2 separate regions of the Homo sapiens genome follow, and region 2 is linked to region 1. The links are chromatin loops, found by intact Hi-C in ENCODE. Cell type or tissue: HCT116. All regions are shown on one strand. Each heading gives the region's core, and the rest is flanking DNA. Links, peaks and the distances in the headings are about the cores only.

The links. A loop is a pair of places that touch in the nucleus more often than their neighbours do. Peaks named below come from ENCODE experiments on the same cell type or tissue, not always from the same donor. Only the 100,000 strongest peaks of a DNase experiment are listed, where the experiment ranks them.
Region 2: it touches region 1 in a loop (5-fold over the local background); 11 of 110 quality-filtered maps call a loop at or near these places.

The regions. Positions count from the first base shown.
Region 1 is chr11:11,020,893-11,023,718 of GRCh38, reverse strand. No RefSeq gene overlaps it. Among named protein-coding and RNA genes, the nearest start is that of LINC02752, 93 kb to the left of the region's middle. In HCT116, for the core only: a CTCF peak has its summit at 1,162 (motif pointing right); a DNase peak (open chromatin) is centred at 1,128.
Region 2 is chr11:10,769,134-10,771,959 of GRCh38, reverse strand. It overlaps CTR9 (CTR9 component of Paf1/RNA polymerase II complex), which reads right to left. Exons shown (of 25, transcript NM_014633.5): 17 at 1,634-1,750; 18 at 1,328-1,473; 19 at 344-415. Among named protein-coding and RNA genes, the nearest start is that of CTR9, 19 kb to the right of the region's middle. In HCT116, for the core only: a CTCF peak has its summit at 1,136 (motif pointing left); a DNase peak (open chromatin) is centred at 1,129.

The DNA.
Region 1 (2,826 bases), core at 199-2,698:
AAACATCAGTTCTTCTCAGCATTAATTCCAGGTGCCTACAAAGGGAGCAGAGGATGAAATGATGTTCAAAGGACATTCATCCTTTGGATTTGGGCCAACCATTCTCCAGTGTAACCAGTTTGCTGCTGGGCATCTTTTTCTGTAATACATTTATTAATTAACAACCTATATCAGATCATAGAAGTAGATTCCCAACGCAGAATACCATTACGTGTCTGGGTACACATAATGATGCCATTCCCACATCTTGGCCAACAGCCCACACTGACACGGCCCTGCTGATGTGGGTATAACACATTCTATTAAATGAAAAACCTAACATAATGGCAGCTATTAATACCTTCTAATATTAATAGGCAGCATTAATCTTATGCAATAGAATCTGTCCACTTACCAAGCACTTCGTTTCACAGCTTTTCCCAATTTCTTTAAGTGTCCTCCCACCACCCTGATCACTATCTGCTGGACACTCTCTGATTTGTCATAACTACCAAGGTGAGGGCTGGAGGGGCCACCAATGCACTAACAGCACATAAAAAGTAACCTCAATTGGGACTCTAAAGCTCTCTTATTCTCTCAGCTACATCCACCCCAAGAGGAGAATGAACACAGGAGACATCCTCTTTAGTATAACACACTCTTACTATCCTTCAGATCTCAGCTTTGGTGTCACTTCCATCGGGAAGACTTATCTGCCTGTCTCCTCTACTTCAGTAACAACAACAACAACTGGATTAAATGTGCTCCAACAAGGTTCCCCAGGACTGTTGGTTTTTCCGTATTTGCCATCACCTCCTGTGGTCTTCTTGTTAGCAGGGGGCATATCTCCAACCAAAGCATAGAAAGCATTCAATAAATATTGAGTAAGTGGACAAATGACTGAACAGATTTTTAGATGGATTAATGCATAGGTAGATGGCAGCATGGGTGGATGGGTGGGTGGCTGGGTGGATGGATGGATGGATGGATAGATGGGTGGGTGGGTGGATGGATGGATAGATGGGTGGGTGGGTGGGTGGGTGGATTGTTGGATGGATGGATGGATAGATGGATGGATGGATGGATGGATGGATGAATGTTCTTTGACTTTGTTAGAGGTTCTGTCTAAGGAAAGGAGTGTTCTCTGGTATGATGGTTTAAGGGTGATCTTGCCACAAGATGGCGCTCATAATTTTCTTAATTTATGGGTTTTATAGAAAATTTCCATTTCAAATTTTAAATTGTCTTAGAATCATTATATATGTTTCACAGCTAATGTAACTTATTTACTATACTGTCCATGTTTCATGTTCCAACACATTTCACTCAATAACCAACATGCTCTTTCCTCCTGGAACATCAAAACGACCCTGCAGCATTTTGCTGTGATGTTGGGTGGGTTGCTTTGGGGCTCTGTGCAGAGTGCAGAGAACAACGTTAGTCCCTTGATAGTACAGGGAATCAAAGCATTGTTCTTCTACCACACCATCTCCAACAACAGAGTCAGCAGAAAAGTGAAACCTCGACTTGAAATATCCATTAACCTTTGAAAACATGAATCTTGCCTTGACAAAATAATAATCTCTTACATTTACACAGAGTTTTATGCCACACAAAGCAATTTTGCATCACCAAAAAACAGTTTTTGAGTACTTGAGAACATGCCAGTCACTTTGGATTTATTAACTACATTTAACCTTCATGCCAACCCTATGAATTATGTCTTAATATCTCCCATCTTACAGATAATAAAATGAAGGTTCAGAGAGGGGATGTGACCCACCAGAATTACCTAGGTGGTAAGTGGCAGAGGTATAGTTCGGTCTCAAATTTTATTTTTAACTCTACATTAATTTGCTTCCCGTTATTTGCTGTGACATAAGCTATTTCAGTGTTAAGGAGACCGTGTTAGACAATAAGGAGGAAAGGAAACTTCCACGTATAACTTCCTGTGATTATGTGCATATATTTATGTGCACATGCATACACACACACACACATACATAAACTCACCAGCTCTATAAAGGGAGTAATAATTACCATTTCCAAGTAACCACAACATGCTAGGCACAATGCCAAAAGGTTCTTTCACACATCATTTCATTTTATCCCTACCTACTTCTGTAAGAAAGATCATTATCCCCATTTTACAGATATGAAAATTGTAGCACAGAGAGATTAAATGGCTTATGTTATGTCACAGAGGAGCTAAGTACCAGGGCTGAAATTCAAGTTCAACTCTACCTGACTTCAAAGCTTCAGTATTCCCAGAGGCCACATGAGTATGGGTAAGGGGTAACTTGGGAATTCTGGGAAGGATTCCTGGAGTTGCCTCTCTACTCTTTCTGCTCTTATCAAACTGCATATAATCACCAAACCTTCCTCTGAGCCCTCATATGTTCTGTTCTTCTGCTGGAAATGCCCTTCCCTGCGGAGTTTGCCTGGAAAGCGCCTGCCACCTTTGAGCCCCAGCTCAAGTACCACTTCTCCTATGGTGCCTCCTCTGATAGCCCCCCACCAAATGTACACACACATCCTCATGCCACATCCATTGTCCTTCCTCTAAATCTCACCCTCTTCCCCTATACACACACATACACTCATCTTGTCAGTTTTTATAGAATCCTAAATATCCTACTGCATGGAGTCAACCGTGAATGGCCTGAGATTTTTATCTATCTGTAAGCTAACAAGCTGGCCTGCCACAGACTCACAGATGCTGGCAGAAGATGCAGATGACGTCCTCACTCCCTATCTCTGGCACCTTTAACGATGGCCTGCTCATAGGAGGAGCTCTGTCCATGATTGCTGAGTAACTGAGAGAGTAAGTTCAAGGCAAGTCCAAAT
Region 2 (2,826 bases), core at 4-2,503, 250 kb after region 1:
TCCAAACTATAAATGTCCTCTCAAAGCACAGCTAAAAAGATTTCCAACATTATCTTTACATATAACTCAGAGTCATGAATTTTATCTTGACTAGGCTGACATAGCTGACATAAGTAAAATAGAAAAGTATTTTCCCCCAGAACTCAAGTACTTGTACTAAGGCAATTTTGTCCAATTCCCTGAAAGGAAAAAGTCCTGGCAAAGATTAGAGAGTCCCCAAGAGAAGTGTGAAAGACTGACCTGTGGAAGGTCAGGAACCTCTGTTCCCTACTGTGGCACTTTCCCAGCCCATGTAAATATCACTGCCTCACCCAAAGTCACCTTCCATAAATAGTAACATTACCTGGCTTCTGTAGCAGCAAGGGCCAAATCAAATCTCATTTTATCTCCCACTTTACTCAAATAACTGAAGTATCTAAATGAAACGAGAAAATACTTCACTTTTAAAAAAAGAGATTCTAATGAAATAAAGCTCTTAAAAAATTTAATCTGTGCTACAAAGTCTGAGAAAAGGTTTGCATATTGACTGATTTACACAAATTTATGCCACTCATTACATTTAATAGACACGTTCATCAAGATGGTCTAAGTTATATTTAATATTATCAGTAAATTCACAAATAACCACAAAGCAATTCAAGCAACAAGTATTTACTAAACATGAAATTTACTAAATATGTCAGGATGGAGGTTACGGGGCTCAGGCCATGAAAGCACTTATAATTTACCAGGCAAGGCAAGAATTGTTAAACAAGAATAAAAATATTAAGTTGGACAAAACCTGAAGAGATGACAGGTTTTAATTTCACCACACACTGACTCACCATATAAATACTATATGGCTAAATAAATTTTGAGCTGAACTGAATAAAACTATTAAGCATTATTTAAGAAGTAAAACCTTAATCCTAGTTCAATGAAAATCAACATCCCATTAAAAGACACATTGGTGTAAAATGGAAGACCAACGTAAGTGTCCAAAAAATTTCACATGTGTAAAATGCTGGGTCACATTACTGTCAGATTAATAAAAAATCTATGGCAAGTTTGCAAAGCTAGCCAGCCAGTTCTAGAGGTCAAGCTACAAGATCCAAATCTGGCAGGATCCTGACTATAGTTTGGCACCACCTGGTGGCAGCTGCTATCTGCTTTGGCTTAACTATTGCTGGAATGATTCTAATAGACCACCTTTAGAAGGAAGTGATTTTCAGCAGCTTGAGACAAATAGCTTTAAACAAAGCATTTCAGACAAAATCGGGAGAGTTCAAGATGGTATGGTCATAGACCAAATAAAGCATTTCATAGGTTGTTTCTACAAAATCTTTACCTATGTGCAAGCTCCAGTTCTTTCACAGCATTAAGTACTTCCTTCAGATTACTTTTTTCATCTTTCAGGACAGAGGTAGCTAATCTTTGCAGGACCAAGGCCACATTAAACATAAGAACTGTATCACTGGGTGCCACATGTCTAGCCTGTGAATAAAAAATAAATATTTCATATGTTCAAATGACATGAAAAGGATCTTAGACAGCAGAGTATTATTAAGTAGTAGGTATGTGAACACGCATCACGAAGAATTAAAAAATACAATGTAGCACAGAAATGGATGGGAATAACATCTCTCCTTTTTACCTTCAGCAAAGTCTGTTTGCATTCCTGTAACTTGCCACACTTGAAGAGGGCCCGGGCCAAATAGAGTACAACTTCAGTGTTTTGGTGCTTATAGAACTTTCGGAGGCAGTTTTCATACTACAGTAAAAGAAAAAAGTTAATTAAAACACAACAAAGAATAAATGACATTTTCATTTTGTAGCAAAATGGCATTGCAATTTTAAAGCTCTGTAAAAAGGTGTTTTACCCTTTGAATGGTTAATTTCAGAGAATAATTTGGGGAATGATTTTTGACATTCATCAGGATACATTTTCACAACATAAAAAATCTGACCATTAGAAAAACTAGATGCTTGAAATGGTTTCTTTCCATTTGAAATTTGGACCAACATTGAAAGAAAGGGTAAACAGACTGGAAAGCCTTTTTCATACTTTTAGCAATACTATCTAGAATCAGCTTATTGACCACTGATGAGAAGTCATACACCGTTGTCCTTTGCGTTTTACCATCTACACCTTTCTTAACAATGGGCAGAACCTACTGGCAATGAGCATGAGGAGTCTTACAGTTCTGGTTGTTAACTTCTTGGTAAAACCAATACAATACTAGTGTTAATTGTGACATGAACATAGCACTTTTTGACCATGGAATACCTCTTGTCATAGGTAAGACCTTTTTCATGAAAAATGGTTAAGACCATTTTTTCCTGAATATCCCTAGTAGTTAATTTGCATTTATAAAAGACAACATTATCATTCAGCAGATCAGGAAGGCCAGCCTCACAAAACACAACCTCTGAAGCTCCATATGCAATCTAGGTTCTGTGAGTTTCTGTGATTATTGACTTTCCAGTACTCTGAATATTGGTAATAACCCACCCATTTTAGAAAAAGGTAAACCACTTCTCAGGAGCCTGGACTGCTCTTTTTGTCTACTTTTTGTAAGCTTTTCCTTTCTGACCATAATATATCCCACAGAGCCGAAGATCCTTTTTACTTTTTAATTTTATGGATGCTGAGTATGACTTTTATTTCGAGCTCAAGCACTCAACAAATGTAAGCATAAAAAAATTCTACAGTCATTAAATCTTATCGCTGTTTTGTTTTCTTTTTTCTTTTTTTTCCCGAGACAGAGTCTGGCTTTGTCGCCCAGGCTAGAGTGCAGTGGCAGGATCTTGGCTTACTGCAACCTCTGCCTCCCAGGTTCAAGCAAT